2 separate regions of the Homo sapiens genome follow, and region 2 is linked to region 1. Evidence: read pairs that join two places in POLR2A ChIA-PET (ENCODE). Cell type or tissue: Caco-2. All regions are shown on one strand. Each heading gives the region's core, and the rest is flanking DNA. Links, peaks and the distances in the headings are about the cores only.

Region 1 (7,973 bases), core at 936-5,935:
AGCATTCTCCATCTGCCTCTGTGTCTCCGTCTCTCCAAGTCTCTTTCTGCTGGTCTCTCGTCTCTCAGCAGCAGGAAGAGGAGAGGGAGCGGCGGTGGGGAGTGAGAGCCCTTTGAGGGAGGAGACTGGATGACCCCAGGCAAGGGACTTCCAGGGCTTGAGGGGCCTGGGTCCCCAACCATGCTGGGCATTAGTCAGGCCCCTCTTAAGTAATCAGGAAGAACGGAAGCCGGGCACAGTGGCTCATGCCGGTAATCCCAGCATTTTGGGAGGCAGAGGCAGGTGGATCACCTGAGGTCAGGAGTTCGAGACCAGCCTGGCCAAAATGGTGAAACCCCATCTCTGCTAAAAATACAAAAATTAACCAGGCGTGGTGGCGCGTGCCTGTAATACCAGCTACTTGGGAGGCTGAGGCAGGAGAATCACTTGAATCCGGGAGGCGGAGGTTGTAGTGAGCCAAGATCCGGCCATTGCACTCCAGCCTGGGTGACAGAGCAAGACTCCATCCCGGAAAAGAAAAAACAAAACCAAAAAACAAAAATTAGCCAGGCGTGGTGGCGCAGGCCTGTAATCCCAGCAACTTGGGAGGCTGAGACAGGAGAACTGCTTGAACTCAGGAGGTGGAGGTTGCAGTGGGCTGAGATCGTGCCACTGCACTCCAGCCTGGAGGACAAAGCAAGACTCTGTCCCCACCACCCCCCCAAAAAGGAAAAAGAATGGAGGTGGGAGAGTTTTCCAGTCGTGTATTTATTTTTGAGCAGGCCATTGATGCCTATGGTGCAACAGACCACAGGGAGAATACACAGGGAAGCTGCTGTGCCCCCCACCAAGAGGTTCCCAGTCTTCCTGTCCCCAACCCCTCCCCAGCTCCTCATCCAGGTCCCTTGCCCTCTGCTCAGCACAAGGCATGCTGGCGGCCACAGACATATCTACTGACATGAACACACGCCCCCCACCTACACTGCGCTGGCTGGGGGATACCACAGGGGCCTAACTAGGGAACATGTGAAAGGTGGCAAGAATGGACAAGTGGCCTGTGGCATGATGGATGGGCTGGCAGACAGATGGATGGATGGGTTGGTAGACAGACAGACAGATGGAGCCGCTAGGAGGTGACTACCTGGCTGGGGAGGCCTGTCTGAGAAGTGATGGATGGGATGCAGAGGGGGCTGAGAGGGGCTGGGCCAAGGTGGGAAGGAAGGAAGAAGGAAGGAAGGAAGGATGGATGGCTGGATGGATGGATGGATGGCTGGATGGATGGATGGATGGCTGGATGGATGGATGGATGGATGGATGGATGGATGGATGGCTGGATGGATGGACAGATTGACAGATGAAGGACACAGCTGAAGGGGTGGGGGGATAGATGGGTGGGTTCTAGAGAAATGATGAGAGACCCTGCTGAGGACAGGGACAGGATCTTGCAGGGGTGTTGTGGCAGAAGTGATGGGCAGGGCTGGGTAGGGATAGACTGCTCACTGCAGGGCTAGCTACAGGCAGGCGACAGACAGATGGACCCATGTGTGGACGGACGGATGGAGGGGGAACGGAGGGAGTGAGCAGGGGCCCACTGGGACTGGTTGATGAAGATGGATGGACAGACAGAGGGAAACAGGGCAGGAAGGGGAATGGGAATGGGGGAGGGAAGACCATGTCCTGTCCCGAGGTGGTCCCTACAGAGCCCCTGAGACCTGGCCATTAGGAAAGTGTATGCAAGTTTGCCTGGAAAGGTGTGTGTGTGTGTGTGTGTGTGTGCACAGGCATCTGTGAGAGCTCTGGCGTGGCTGTGTTCCTGGCACTTCCTGGTGTGTGTGTAGCCTTGTGAGGGCCCAGGCCTGGTGATGGGCGTGGAAATAGGGGCCCGGAGGAGTGTAAGCTCTCTCCTCTTCCCTCAGGGGCTGAGGGCATCCTGGTGGGTTTATCCAGGGAGCATGGCAGCCAGGGAGCCTGGGACAGATTTCTGGTGAATGGGGGACTTGTGTGTTAGTGCCTGCAGGGAGGGGAAGGGGCTAGAGTCAGACTGGGAAGTTCTCAGAGACAGAAAACAAACAGAGGGGCTTCCCTGACCCCTTCCTCCTTTCCTCCTTTCCTCCTTTCCTCCCTTCTTCCTTCCAAGCCTCCACGCAGGCCTGCAGCCAAACTGTCAGGACTCAGGAAGGGGGTGACACCTGGCAGGTACTCTGCCAGCCTGGGGCCCCCAAATATGGTGTCAATGATAAAAATAATCCTAGCTGACATTTACGGAGTACTTGCCATGTGCCAGGCACGTTGCCAGGTTTTTCAGGATCCCATGTCTTCCCACAAGGTGGGTATTGTTTTATTTTTATCCCCACTTGACCCGGAAGAAGAGCTCAGGGCAGTGAAGCACCTCATCCGAAACTCCCAGTAAGTGGTGGCCGTGGGAAGCCAGAAATTTGCCCTCGGCCCCTGGCGAACAACAACTTGATCTTCCTCTGCACATCTGCCCAGGGGACACGGGTTGTCAGGCTGACCCTCAGAACACAGTGCAAGGAGGAGAGGAGGGTAAGAGAAAAGATGGCAGTGATGTCCAGAGGCCACATGGTTAGCTGAGTGGCATCAGGGCCTTTAGAGCCCAACGGCTTGGATTCAGAGGCTGACTTTGCCACTTCCTTGTGCAACGTCGAGCAGGTCACTTCACTTGTGTAAGCCTCAGTTTCCTTGTCTGTGAAATGGGGAGTGTGCTGCTCACAGAGGCTATTGGGAGGATAAAATAAGATAATACAGGAAAAGTACCTGGCAGGTTGGAAGGCCCCAGGGTCACAGAGGAGGATCCTGGGAGTCAGGTAAGGGCACTTCCTGGGGGCCCCTGGGCACCAGTCGCCCCACCTTCTGCAGAAGCGGGAATCCCCCATTTGTCATTGTCTCTGGATTGTATCCTGGGCTTCTGGGCATGACGTCATGCTCTGTGCTTGGCAAATAGTAACTTGTGCCATCGTCATACTGCTCTAAGAGGCCGAGCTACTGTCATCTCTCAATGCACTGATGAGGAGAGGGAGGGAAAGACAGCAGTGACTAGCCTAGATCACGCAGTGTAAGCTTTCATCACTGGTCAGCTGGGAAGCCACTATGTTTATTTGCTCATTCATTTAACAAATTTGTAGGACAGACTAGGGGGTGGGGACGGTTCATGACTCACAGAGCAGCAGCAACCCCGGCCCTTCTCCTGGAGCTCACACACGAATGGGGGTGGTGTGAGCAGGGGGAGACAGACAATAGACAAACGAACGGTAATCTCTGGAGTGTGGCAGCTGGTGGTGGTAATTGCTATGGAGAAAAATACAGCAAGGAAGGGGGACAGGGAGTCCAGAGGTGGAGTGGGGTGAGAGGCTGCTATATTTTATTTTATTTTATTTTATTTTATATTTTATTTTATTTTATTTTATTTTATTTTATTTATTTTATTTTATTTTATTTTGAGACAGAGTCGCTGGGATTACAGGCATGCTCCACCACGCCCGGCTAATTTTGTATTTTTAGTAGAGATGTGGTTTCTCCACGTTGGTCAGGCTGGTCTCGAACTCCCAACCTCAGGTGATCTGCCTGCTTTGGCCTCCCAAAGTGCTGGGATTACAGACGTGAGCCACCGCACCTGGCCTGAGGCTGCTATTTTAAATACGGTGGTTAGGACATGTGGCAGACATGAGCTGAACTTCAAACAGAGATCTGAAGGAGGCGAGGGAGCCAGCCCTGAAAATTTGGGGGCAGGGGCACAAACTGATCCAGGCAGAGGGGACAGTACGTGTAAGAGCACTGAGGCAGGCCTGGCCTATTTTTCAAAAAAAATTTTTTTTTTGAGATGGAGTTTCGCTCTTGTTGCCCAGGCTGGAGTGCAATGGTGCGATCTCGGCTCACTGGAGTGCAATGGCGCGATCTCAGCTCACTGCAAACTCTGCCTCCCGGGTTCAAGCTATTCTCCTGCCTCAGCCTCCTTGAGTAGCTGGGATTACAGGTGCACGCCACCTCGCCTGGCTAATTATTTTTAGTAGAGACGGGGTTTCACCATGTTGGCCAGACTGGTCTCGAGCTCCTAACTTCAGGTGATCTGCCCCCCTCAGCCTCCCAAAGTGCTGGGATTACAGGCATGAGCCACCGCGCCCAGCTGGCTATTTCTATTACTTCAAATTTACTTATCCCAAAGGTCGTGAGGAAGCACCTTCCATTCAGCTGACAGCCTTTGGGTCTGCAATGGAGGAGCGATGGGCTATCTTTTTCTTTTTTTCTTTCTTCTTTTTTTTTTTTTGGAGATGGAGCTTCGCTCTTGTTATTGCCCAGGCAAGAGTGCAATGACGCTATCTCGGCTCACTGCAACCTCCACCTCCCAGGTTCAAGAGATTCCCCTGCCTCAGCCTCCAGAGTAGCTAGGATTACAGACATGCGCCACCATGCGCGGCTAATTTCGTATTTTCAGTAGAGACGGAGTTTCTCTAGTTTGGTCAAGCTGGTCTCGAACTCCTGACTGCAGGTGATCCGCCCGCCTAGGCCTCCCAAAGTGCTGGGATTACAGGCGTGAGCTCCCGCGCCCGGCCCCCTTTTTCTTTATTTTATTTTTATTTTTTCACACACATCCCGTAGGATGAGATGCTTTTTGATTTTTTAAAAGACACCTAGTTGAAGACTGGCACTCAGAGGCCGGAGAAAAGCCTGTGGTTCCGATGGTTAGGGAAAGGCTTTGGGGGTCGAAGCTGAGTTGGGAGAGAGGAGGATGTGGCCGAATGGGGAAGGCAAGGCCGAGCAGAATGAGGGGCGCCCTCAGGGAGTCGGGGATGTTGGAAGGGGGCTGTAAATACAGGCGGGAGGTGGGCGGAACCCGCCCAAGCTACCGGGTGGCCGCCTCCCCAGTGCGGACCCAGGCTGAGGCCCCGCCCTGCCCGGAGGCTCCGCCCGCATCCAGGCCCCGCGGGCAGGATCTACCAAGAACCCACATCAAAGGCTCCCAGGAAGCGCGAGCGAGCCCCAAAGGAAGTGGCGCAGCCTCTAATCCAGCTCTGGGGGTGGGGGAAGCCCCGCAATTATTGGGGGGCTTCCTCCCGCGCTACCCCCTTTAAAACCCGGGAGCCCACATTTAAGTCTCCCCACCCCCACCTCAAATTGCCTCCTTGTTGGGGGTGAGGCTGTGTTCAGTAAAACTATTATTCAGACGAGTTTCACCCCAAAACCTCACCTGAACAGCTGAACAGTCTCTCTTTGCGGCTGCACCTGGGGAGTGTGTTCTTTTGAAAAAGATGGGGCCCTAGTTACCGCATGTTTGTGCAACACACACGTTTACTGGGCACCACTGTATGCCCGGCACCATGGGGGACGGCAAGATGGAATAAAACCGGGTCTCTGTCCTTCAGGGAGCCCCCTGCCTAAAGAGGAGGGAGTGAGAGCTGGGGTTTGTCCCGGGAGGAATTATTTATTTGGCCTGGGGGAGCCCTGTCTATTCTTCAGAAGTGACTTTTGATTGATTGTAAAGGTAGCAATAGCTAAGATTCAATGCGCATTGACTGTGTGCCCAGCACTGAGCAAAGGGCATTAGATACATGATGATCTCACTGAGTCCCAGCAGCAGCCCTGAAGGGTGGAAACCAGGATTATTGCACCCGCATGGCTCCACCAAGGCCACACAGTGGGTTACATGGAAGAATCCAGGTCTGCTGGACCCAGTGTTCATTCATTCACCAAATCTGTGTTGGGCGCACACTATAGACCAGGCACTCTCCTACCCTTTGGCAATCCGTTCTCCTGTGTTATGTATGCCAAGGCAGGTCTAGTAGGAGCTGCCCAGATGGAAGGGGCATCCAGGGAGAGGGCACAGCTGGGACAAAGGCATGAAAGTCCAGGAAGTGTTCAAAAAAGAGCAGGTCTACTCGGCTCTGGGGTAGACACACTTAACTTTTTAGTTCCACCTCTGCCATGTACCAGCTGTGTAATTTTAGTCATTTCTTCTCTCTGAGCCTCACGTTGTTTCTGCAAAAATGGAGGCAATATTAGCTTTTCCTTCCAGGGCTAGAGAGGATTAAATGAGTTTACAGAGGTGAAGTGGCCTGGCATAGAGCAGGCCTTCAAGAAATGTGGATTGAAATGAACAGAGGGGTCTGGGTGTGGTGGCTCACGCCTGTAATCCCAGCACTTTGGGAGGGTGATGGAGACCATCCTGGCTAACATGCTGAAACCCCGTCTCTACTAAAAATACAAAAATCTGGGCGTGGTGCCGCGTGCCTGTAGTCCCAGCTACTCGGGAGGCTGAGGCAGGAGAATCACTTGAACCCAGGAGGTGGAGGTTGCAGTGAGCCGAGATCGAACCTCTGCACTCCAGCCTGGCAACAGAAGGAGACTCTGTCTAAAAAATAAATAAATAAAAAATAAAAAAAAGAAATGAATGGAGGGGGCTGGGCGTGCTGGCTCACGCCTGTAATCCCAGCACTTTGGGAGGCCGAGGTGGGAGGATCACTTGAGGTCAGAGGTTCAAGACCAGCCTGGCCAACGTGGTGAAACCCCATCTCCACTAAAAAATACAAAAATGAACTGTGCATGGTGGTGTGTGCCTGTAATCCCAGCAACTAGGGAAGCTGAGGCAGGAGAATCCCTTGAACCCGGGAGGTGGAGGTTGCAGTGAGCCGAGGTTGCGCCACTGCATTCCAGCCTCGGTGACAGAGCAAGACTCCGTCTAAAAAAAAAGGAAATGAATGGAGGAAACTAATTTAGAATGTCACCATCAAATGTGAGCATCTAAGGCCAAGCACAGTGGCTTACGCCTGTAATCCCAGCACTTTAGGAGGCCGAGGAGGGCGGATCATGAGGTCAGGAGTTCAAGACCAGCCTGACCAACATGGTGAAACCCTGTCTCTACTAAAAATACAAAAATTAGCCAGGTGTGGTGGCGTGCACCTGTAATCCCAGATACTCAGGAGGCTGAGGCAGGAGAATCACTTGAACCCGGGAGGTGGAGGTTGCAGTGAGCTGAGATTGCGCCACTGCACTCCAGCCTGGGGGACAGAGCAAGACTCTGTCTCAAAAAAAAAAAAAAAAAAAAAATTAGCATCTATTGAGCAGAATGTGTGGGGAACTGTTCTACCTGTTGCTGGATTCATACCCTGCCTCTGAGGGATTTACAGTCTAGTTGAGAAGATAGTTCAGAGGCTTTGAAAAACAAAAAAGAGTTCAGTTGGTTGAGAGCAGGGTGCTGGTAGGCATGTAGCATGGAGGCCCCTGGGGCTCTAGGGGGGGCCTGATCCCTGGGGGTTTCACCCAAGAGGTAGTAATTAGACTGACCTTAAAGATCCCAGCTGCGGAGAGTTGGCACATTCCAGGACGGGGCACTGCTCTCCAGGTTCAGTGGAATTCAGAGGCAATGGTTGAGGCAGGTACCCATGAGAGTGCGCGCTGGATCTAGCCTGTCTGGGCCAGAATGCCAGCTCCAAATTTTACTTCCAAATTTGCTCTTCTGCAAAATGTGGGCAGGAGCAGTGGCCACCTCCCTGAAGGTGTCATGAGAACTAAGTGGATCAGTACAGATAAGTGCCTAGAACTGGGCCCGGCACATAGTAGTGCTTCATAAGTATTGGCTACAGTTTTTTTCTTTGCTTTTCTTTTTTTAAAAAAATTTTGTTTTGAAACAGGGTCTCACTTGGTTGCCTAGGCTGGAGTGCAGTGGTGCAATCACGGCTCATTGCAGCCTTGACCTCCTAGGCTCAAGCAATCCTCCTTCCTCAGCCGCCCGAGTAGCTGAGGCCACGGGTGCTCACCACCATGCCCAGCTAATTTTTTTTCTTTTTTCTTTTGTAGAGATGGGGTCTCACTGTATTGCCCAGGCCGCATTATTTTTTTTCTGATGCTCTTGGCCAAAGGCAGGCACAGATCAAAGGTGGGGTAAGTGAGGCCATGGCTTCAGCATTCACCTTTGTCATCTCCTTGCCCCCAGTACCCAGCCCCAGCTAAGTCCTAGCAAAGGTGGGCCCCTAAGCAGGCTG
Region 2 (7,973 bases), core at 1,274-6,273, 180 kb before region 1:
TGCCGCGCCTGGCTCAGAAAATATATATATATGTTTTTTTGTTGTTGTCGTTTTTTTGAGACGGAGTCTCACTCTGTCTCTCAGGCTGGAGTACAATGGCATAATCTTGGGTCACTATAACCTCCGCCTCCCAGGTTCAAGTGATTCTCCTGCCTCAGCCTCCGGAGTAGCTAGGATTACAGGTGCCCACCACCACACCCAGCTAATATTTGTATTTTTAGTAGAGATGGGGTTTCACCAGGTTGGCCAGGCTGGTCTCAAACTCCTGACCTCAGATGATCCACTCACCTTGGCCTCCCAAAGTGTTGGGATAACAGGTGTGAGCCACCACGCCCGGCCCAGAAAATATTATTAGAAATCAGAACTTTATATTGATATTTACAACTGAATTTAACACATTTATGGGATTTTTTCTTTTGATTTTATATTTGTCTCATACTGAAATATTTGGTTTTAATAATATTAACATTTATTTGCTTTATCCTATGTATGTATAAGAAGGTTTAAAAATGTAACAACTGGATGGGTGCTGTGGCTCACGCCTGTAATCCCAGCACTTTGGGAGGCTGAGGTGGGCAGATCACCTGAGGTTGGGAGTTTGACACCAGCCTGGCCAACATGGGGAAACCCCGTCTCTACTAAAAAATACAAAAAAAAAAAAAAAAAAAAGTTAGCTGGGTGTGGTGGTATGTGCCTGTAATCTCAGCTACTTGGGAAGCTGTGGTAGGAGAATCACTTGTACCTGGGAGGCCGAGGTTGCAGTGAGCTGAGATCAAGCCACTGTACTCCAGCCTGGGCGGTAGAGTCTCTGTCTCAAAAAAAAAAAAAAAAATTATATATATTCCATATTACTACTAATAAAATACCTGAAGCTAACTTAAAGTAATCCCAGCACTTTGGGAGGCTGAGACGGGTGGATCACTTGAGGTCAGGAGTTCGAGACCAGCCTGACCAACAATGGGGAAACCCCATCTCTACTAAAAATACAAAATTAGCTGGGTGTGGTGGCACATGCCTGTAATTCCAGCTACTTGGGAGGCTGAGGCAGGAGAATCGCTTAAACCTGGGAGGTGGAGGTTGCGGTGAGCCAAGATTGCGCCATTGCACTCCAGCCTTGGCAACATGAGTGAAACTCTGTTTCAAAAAAATAAAAAAAAGATCCCTTTGCAGTTTTCTTTTTTTGTTGTTGTTTTTTTTTTTTTTGCCATGCTAAAGTGTGGTGTGATTATGGCTCAATGCAGCCCCAATCTCCTGGCTCAAGCGATCCTCCTGCCTCAGCCTCCCGAGTAGCTAGAACTACAGGTGGGCACCACTACACCTGGCCAATATTTTTTTTTGAGACGTAGTCTCTGTCACCCAGGCTGAAGTACAATGGCACGATCTGGGCTCACTGCAACCTCCACCTCCTGGGTTCAAGCGATTCTCCTGCCTCAGCCTCCCAAGTAGCTGGGATTATAGGCACCCACCACCACGCCTGGCTAATTTTTTGTATTTTTAGTAGAGATGGGGTTTCACCATCTTGGCGAGGCTGGTCTTGAACTCCTGACCTCGTGATGTACCTGCCTCGGCCTCCCAAAGTGCTGGGAATTTTTTTGATTTTTATTTTTTTAGACACAGGGTCTGGCTCTGTCACCTGGGCTGGAGTGCAGTGGTGCAATCTCTGCTTACTACAACCTCTCCCTCCCAGGCTCAAGTTACTGTCCCATCTCAGCCTCCTGAGTAGCTGGGACTACAGTCACATGCCACCATGCCAGGCTAATTTTTTTGTGTTTTTTGTAGAGATGGAGTTTTGCCATGTTGCCCACGCTGGTCTGGAATTCGTGTCTTCAAGCAATCCTCCACCTGCCTTGACCTAAAGTGTTGGCATTGCAGGCGTGAGCCACTGCGCCTAGCCTGCAGTTCTTCTAAATCCTTAGAATTTTTTATCCATCAGGATCCAGCCAAAAACTGGAAAATATACTAAATATTTCAAAGAGGAAATTTAATATAGGGAATTGGTTACATATGTGTTATAACACCAGAAGGGCAAAAGATGGTAGAGTAGGTGTCTTAGTCCATTTTGTGTTTCTGTAAAGAATACCTGAGATTAAGTAATTTATTATATAAAGAAAAGAGGTTTATTTAGCTCATGGTTCTACAGGCTAGGAAGTTCAAGTCCATGGCCCTGGCTTCTGGCAGGGCTTTCCAGCTGTATCACAGTGTGGCAGGAAAGGTCAAAGGGGAAGTTGACATGTGAATAGGGGAAACGTTGGGGATGGCCTGATTTATAACAACCTACTCTCCCAGGAACTAATCTAGTTTCGGAGAGCCAGAACTCACTCACTACCAGGAGAACAGCACCAAGTCACTCATGAGAGATCTGCCCCCATTACCTAAACACCACCCAGTAGGCCCCACCTCCTAACACCACCACATTGGGGATCAAATTTCCACATGAGTTTTGGTGGCGACAAACCTTATCTAAACCATAGCAGTAGGTAACTTAGAAATTAATTACTGTAGGGTGAAACTATTAAGGGTCAGGGGAACAAAAGGGAGGAGATGGTATTACTATAACTTTTTTTTTTTTTTTTTGAGACAGGATCTCAATCTGCCTCCCAGACTGGAGTGCAGTGGGCGATCACGGTTTACTCCAGCATTGACCTCCCCAGGCTCAGGTGACCCTCCTACCCCAGCCTCCCTAGTAGCAGAGACTACAAGCAGGTGCCACCGTGTCCATTGTTTCTGTAGAGTTAGGGTTTTTTTTTTTTTTTTTTTTTGAGACAGAGTTTCGCTCTTCTTGCCCAGGCTGGAGTGCAATGGCGTGATCTCGGCTCACCGCAACCTCCGCCTCCCAGGTTCAAGCAATTCTCCTGCCTCAGCCTCCTGAGTAGCTGGGATTACAGGCATGTGCCACCACACCCGGCTAATTTTGTATTTTTAGTAGAGACGGGGTTTCTCCATGTTGGTCAAGCTGGTCTTGAACTCCCAGCTTCAAGTGATCCGCCCGTCTTGGCCTCCCAAAGTGCTGGGATTACAGGCGTGAGCCACTGCACCTGGCCTGTAGAGTTAGGGTTTTGCCATGTTGTCCAGGGTGGTCCTGAACCCCTGGGCTCAGGTGATCCACCCACCTCAGACTCCCAAAGTGCTGGGATTACAGACATGAGCCACTGCGCCTGGCCCAGAACTTTTTTTTTTTTTTTTGGAGACGGAATTTCTCTCTTGTTGCCCAGGCTTGAGTACAATGACGCGATCTTGGCTCATCGCGACCTCCGCCTCCCAGGTTCAAGCGATTCTCCTTCCTCAGCCTCCTGAGTAGCTGGGATTACAGGCAGACGCCACTATGCCTGGCTAATTTTGTATTTTTAGTAGAGACGGGGTTTTCTCCATGTTGGTCAGGTTGGTCTCGAACTCCTGACCTCAGGTGATCCGCCCGCCTTGGCCTACCAAAGCGCTGGGATTACAGGCATGAGCCACCGCACCCGGCCCAGAACTTTTAAGAATATCAAATAGTAGGGACCACCACTCAAACTTACTGCCACTTTTTTTTTTTTTTTTTTTTTTTTTAAAAGACGCAGTCTCACTTGGTTGCCCAGGCTGGAGTGCAGGGGTGCAATCTTGGCTCACTGCAACCTCTGCCTCCCCACCTCCCAGGTTCAAGCGATTCTCCTGCCTCAGCCTCCTGAGTAGCTGGGATTACAGGCGTGCACCACCACTCCCAAATAATTTTTGCATTTTCAGTAGAGACGGTGTTTTACCATGTTGGTCAGGCTGGTCTCGAACTCCTGACCTCATGATCTGCCCGCCTCGGCCTCCCAAAGTGTTGGGATTACAGGCATGAGCCACGGCTTCCAGCCTACTACCACTTTTATAGCTGGGACTTTGAGGAGGAATTGCCAAGGGTTGTCTCATGGTTGGTGCTTGAACCATTCTAATATTTATTTGGTTTTGGTTTATCCTTTAAATGTTGGATTTTGCAATAATAAGCAAATATCTGCATATATTCTTTTTTTCTCTTATGCAAAAGGTTTTCCTACTATATACGCTGCTCAGCCTCTTGGTCTTTTCACCTAGTATATTTTGGAGATCATTCCATATTGGAACAGAGGTAGTCCTTATTCATTTCCACACCTACACAGTGAGGATGCACCAGAGTTTGTTCAACTGGTCTGTTTTTGATGGACATTAGTAAATAATGCTTTACTGCTGATTTTTTATAAATAAATTTTGGTATGGTACAATAGAAGAAGTGCTGGGCTGAAAGACAAAAGATACAGTTTCTATTTTTGCTACTCATTGGCTGTATGACCTTAAAGCCACTTAGGTTTTCTGACCTCACTTTCCTCATTTGTGAAATAAGGGTTCAGTTGTTCTATAATATCTACTCCTGCTTATACTATTTTGTATTTTTCTGCAAGTTTTATTAACCGTATTTTAAGCCTATTGCTCAGTAAAGTGTATAAAGCATTGTAAGAAAATTATAAATGAGAACATAAGGTTAAGTTTTAGAAGTAACTTAACCTTGGCATGGCAAAACCCTAACCCTCAGTAGAGGGTTGGCCGGGCGCAGTGGCTCACGCCTGTAATCCCAGCACTTTGGGAGGCCAAGGTGGGTGGATCACTTGAGGTCAGGAGTTTGAGACCAGCCTGGCCAACATGGTGAAACCCCGTCTCTACTAAAAATACAAAAAATTAGCTGGGCGGGGTGGGCGCCTTTAATTCCAGCTACTCGGGAGGCTGAGGCAGGAGAATTGCATGAACCTGGGAGAGGCGGAGGCTGCAGTGAGCCGAGATGGCACTATTTCACTCTAGCCTAGGCAACAAGAGTGAAACTCCGTCTCAAAAAAAAAAAGTACTACCAAAGGTTTTCTGGATTTGGATCTGTGGTGCTTGTTGATAGAATTAAGATTTCTGCTTTCATGCCTATTTTTCTGAAACAGTCTCCAGGAAATCTACCTGCTAGGTGATTTTTAATTTTTTTAATTTACTTTTTTTTTTTTGAGACTGGAGTCTTGCTCTGTCGCCCAGACTGGAGTGCAGTGGCACGATCACGGCTCATTGCAAGCTCCGCATCCCGGGTTCACGCCATTCTTCTGCCTCAGCCTCCCAAGAGCTGGGACTATAGGCGCCTGCCACCACGCCTGGCTAATTTTTTGTATTTTTAGTAGAGACAGGGTTTCACTGTGTTAGCCAGGATGGTAATTTACTTTTTAAATTTTTTCTTGAGACAGGGTCTTGCTTTATCACCCAGGCTGGAGCGCAGTGGTACAATCATGGCTCACTGCAGCCTGGATTTCCCAGGCTAAGTGATCCTCTACCTCAGACTCACAAGTAGCTGGGACTACAGGTGTGAGCCACCGTGCTTGGCCAGGTGATTTTTATGATCAGGTGAAGCAAAGATTTACTTCATGTGCATATACACCACTGTCCTTTAGGTTTCCTGGGGATAAGATGTAATCAAGACATTATCTACCTTTCATAAATTCATAATCTGTTCAGCTGTGCAAGTATTAACCAAAAATGTGTAATCTGGTTATTGAGAAAATTTACATAAGAACATAACTATGGCTGGGTGTGGTGGCTCATGCCTGTAATCCCAGCACTTTGGATGGCTGAGGCGGGCTGATCATGAGGTCAAGACATCAAGACCATCCTGGCCAACATGGTGAAACTCTGTCTCTACTGAAAATACAAAAATTAGCTGGGCGTGGTGGCACGCACCTGTAGTCCCAGCTACTCGGGAGGCTGAGGCAGGAGAATCACTTGAACCCAGGTGGCGGAGGTTGCAGTGAGCCAAGAACATGCCACTGCATTCCAGCCTGGCAACACAGTGAGACTTCATCTCAAAAAAACAAAAACAAAAAAACTATAACAATATGAAATAGTGTGACATTGTGTCGATAAGTAATGGTATAGATGGACTTCTGGAAATGATTAATGTGGAATGGAGTAGGAAATGACTTGTGATGGAAGGAGGTCCTCTCCTCTGCTCTAGAGAAGTGAGTAGGAGGCAGAAGCAGGAAGGCATTCCTTTGCCCTGACCACCACTAGAAAAAAGATAAATGACCGCTGGGCAGGGTGGCTTACGCCTGTAATCCCAGCACTTTGGTAGGCTGAGATGGGTGGATCGCTTGAGGTTGGGAATTTGAGACCACCTGGCCAACATGGTGAAACCCCATCTCTACTAAAAATACAGAAATTAGCCGGGGGTGATGATGTGCACCTGTAATCCCAGCTACTCAGGAGGCTGAGGCAGGAGAATTGCTTGAATTTGGGAGGCGGAGGTTGCAGTGAGCCGCGATTGTGCCACTGCACTCCAGCCTGGGGAAAAGGGCGAAACACCGTCTCAAAAAAAAAAAAAAAAAAAAAAAAGACAAATGGAAATAAAATGTTCCATTCCATCACAGCATCTTGTTAAAATGTATTATGTTCTTTGCAGAATATTTTTGTTTATCAGTGGGGAAGCTAGGTTTATATGCCACCCGAGAGATTTGATAGGAGCATTGTGGGATTGTAAAGTACTTTGAATTCCTCTTGAAACACTGTTTTTACCATGCTACTGGTCTGCTCACATTTAGTAAATTCCTGGAGACTGCAGAATAATCTCTAGATTGATGAGGCAAAAGGCTAGAGTCAGAACAGTTAGGTAGGTGTCTACTATTTTGGTTCAAGTGTGGATGACAATGCCCAGCATCAAAGCAGGGGGATAACAATAAAAGGTAGGACGTTTTGAAGAAACAGGTAATAGAGGAAAGTGAAAGTCTGTATCCAAGACAAGATGTCATGCAACATTGTTATTCTTTTTTTTTTTTTTTTTTTTTTGGAGATAGGGCCATACTCTGTTCCTCAGGCTACAGTGCAGAGGCTCACTGCAGCCTCAACTTCAGTGCTCAAGCGATCCTCCCTCTTTTTTTTTGAGATGGAGTCTCGCTCTGTTGTCCAGGCTGGAGTGCAGTGGAGCATGATCTCAGCTCACTGCAAGCTCTGCCTCCCAGGTTCACACCATTCTCCTGCCTCAGCCTCCCGAGTAGCTGGGACTACAGGCGCCTGCCACCACACCTGGCTAATTTTTTGTATTTTTAGTGGAGACGGGGTTTCACTGTGTTAGCCAGGATGGTCTTGATCTCCTGACCTCATGATCCACCTGCCTCGGCCTCCCAAAGTGCTGGGATTACAGGTGTGAGCCACCGCGCCCGGCCAATCCTCCCTCCTTGGCCTCCCAAAGTGTAGGCGTGAGCCACTGTGTTTGGCCTATTATTCTTTTTTTTTTTTTTTTTTTTTTTTTTTTTTTTTGAGACGGAGTCTCGCTCTTTCTCCCAGGCTGGAGTACAGTGGCGCGATCTCCACTCACTGCAACCTCTGCCTCCTGGGTTCAAGCAATTCTTCTGCCTCAGCCTCCCGAGTAGCTGAAATTACAGGTGCCTGTCGCCGTGCCCAGCTAATTTTTGTATTTTTTGTAGAGGCGGGGGTTTCACCATGTTGGGCAGGCTGGTCTTGAACTCCTGACCTCAGGTGATCCGCCCACCTTGGCCTCCCAAAGTGCTAGGATTACAGGCGTGAGCCACTGTGCCTGGCCTGGCCTATTATTCTTTTGAGGATGGTTTGAAGTTAATTTCAATGACAATTTATAGTATCTCTTAAAAAGAATAAATGGAGTCCTATGATTGGGTTCAAATCTGGTTCTGTGTAATCATGGGCAAGTTAATTTATCTCAGCCTCAATTTTCCTCATCTTATCCTCATCTTAGAATTGATAATATGTTCCTCACAGAGTTGACGTAAAGATTAAATGAGATAAGGCACCTGGCACATGTTCTCAATACCTGTTGATTCCATTTTCTCATCTAGTGTTGATACCAGCTACATTTTAATGGTTACTGAAGACCTTGATACTCAAGGTCCCCAAACTGGCAGTGCTGGCATCATCAAGGTGAGAATACAGTGTCAAGTTCCACCCGAGGCTTACTGAATCTGAATCTATAAACTAGATTCACA

Evidence for each region. ChIA-PET counts read pairs that join two places held together with the same protein. Peaks named below come from ENCODE experiments on the same cell type or tissue, not always from the same donor. Only the 100,000 strongest peaks of a DNase experiment are listed, where the experiment ranks them.
Region 2: POLR2A ChIA-PET joins it to region 1 with 8 read pairs; 3 of 35 experiments call an interaction of 5 or more read pairs at or near these places.

What each region holds. Positions count from the first base shown.
Region 1 is chr1:16,159,498-16,167,470 of GRCh38, reverse strand. It overlaps EPHA2-AS1 (EPHA2 antisense RNA 1), which reads right to left. Exons shown (of 3, transcript NR_187275.1): 3 at 729-2,715. Among named protein-coding and RNA genes, the nearest start is that of EPHA2, 7.4 kb to the right of the region's middle. RefSeq lists enhancers at 1,421-2,361, 3,314-3,841, 3,842-4,369, 4,370-4,897, 4,743-5,037 and 2 more. In Caco-2, for the core only: no CTCF peak of the experiment used is centred there; a DNase peak (open chromatin) is centred at 3,086.
Region 2 is chr1:16,337,183-16,345,155 of GRCh38, reverse strand. The region is part of intron 1 of FBXO42 (F-box protein 42); the gene reads left to right. Among named protein-coding and RNA genes, the nearest start is that of FBXO42, 11 kb to the left of the region's middle. In Caco-2, for the core only: no CTCF peak of the experiment used is centred there; no DNase peak of the experiment used is centred there.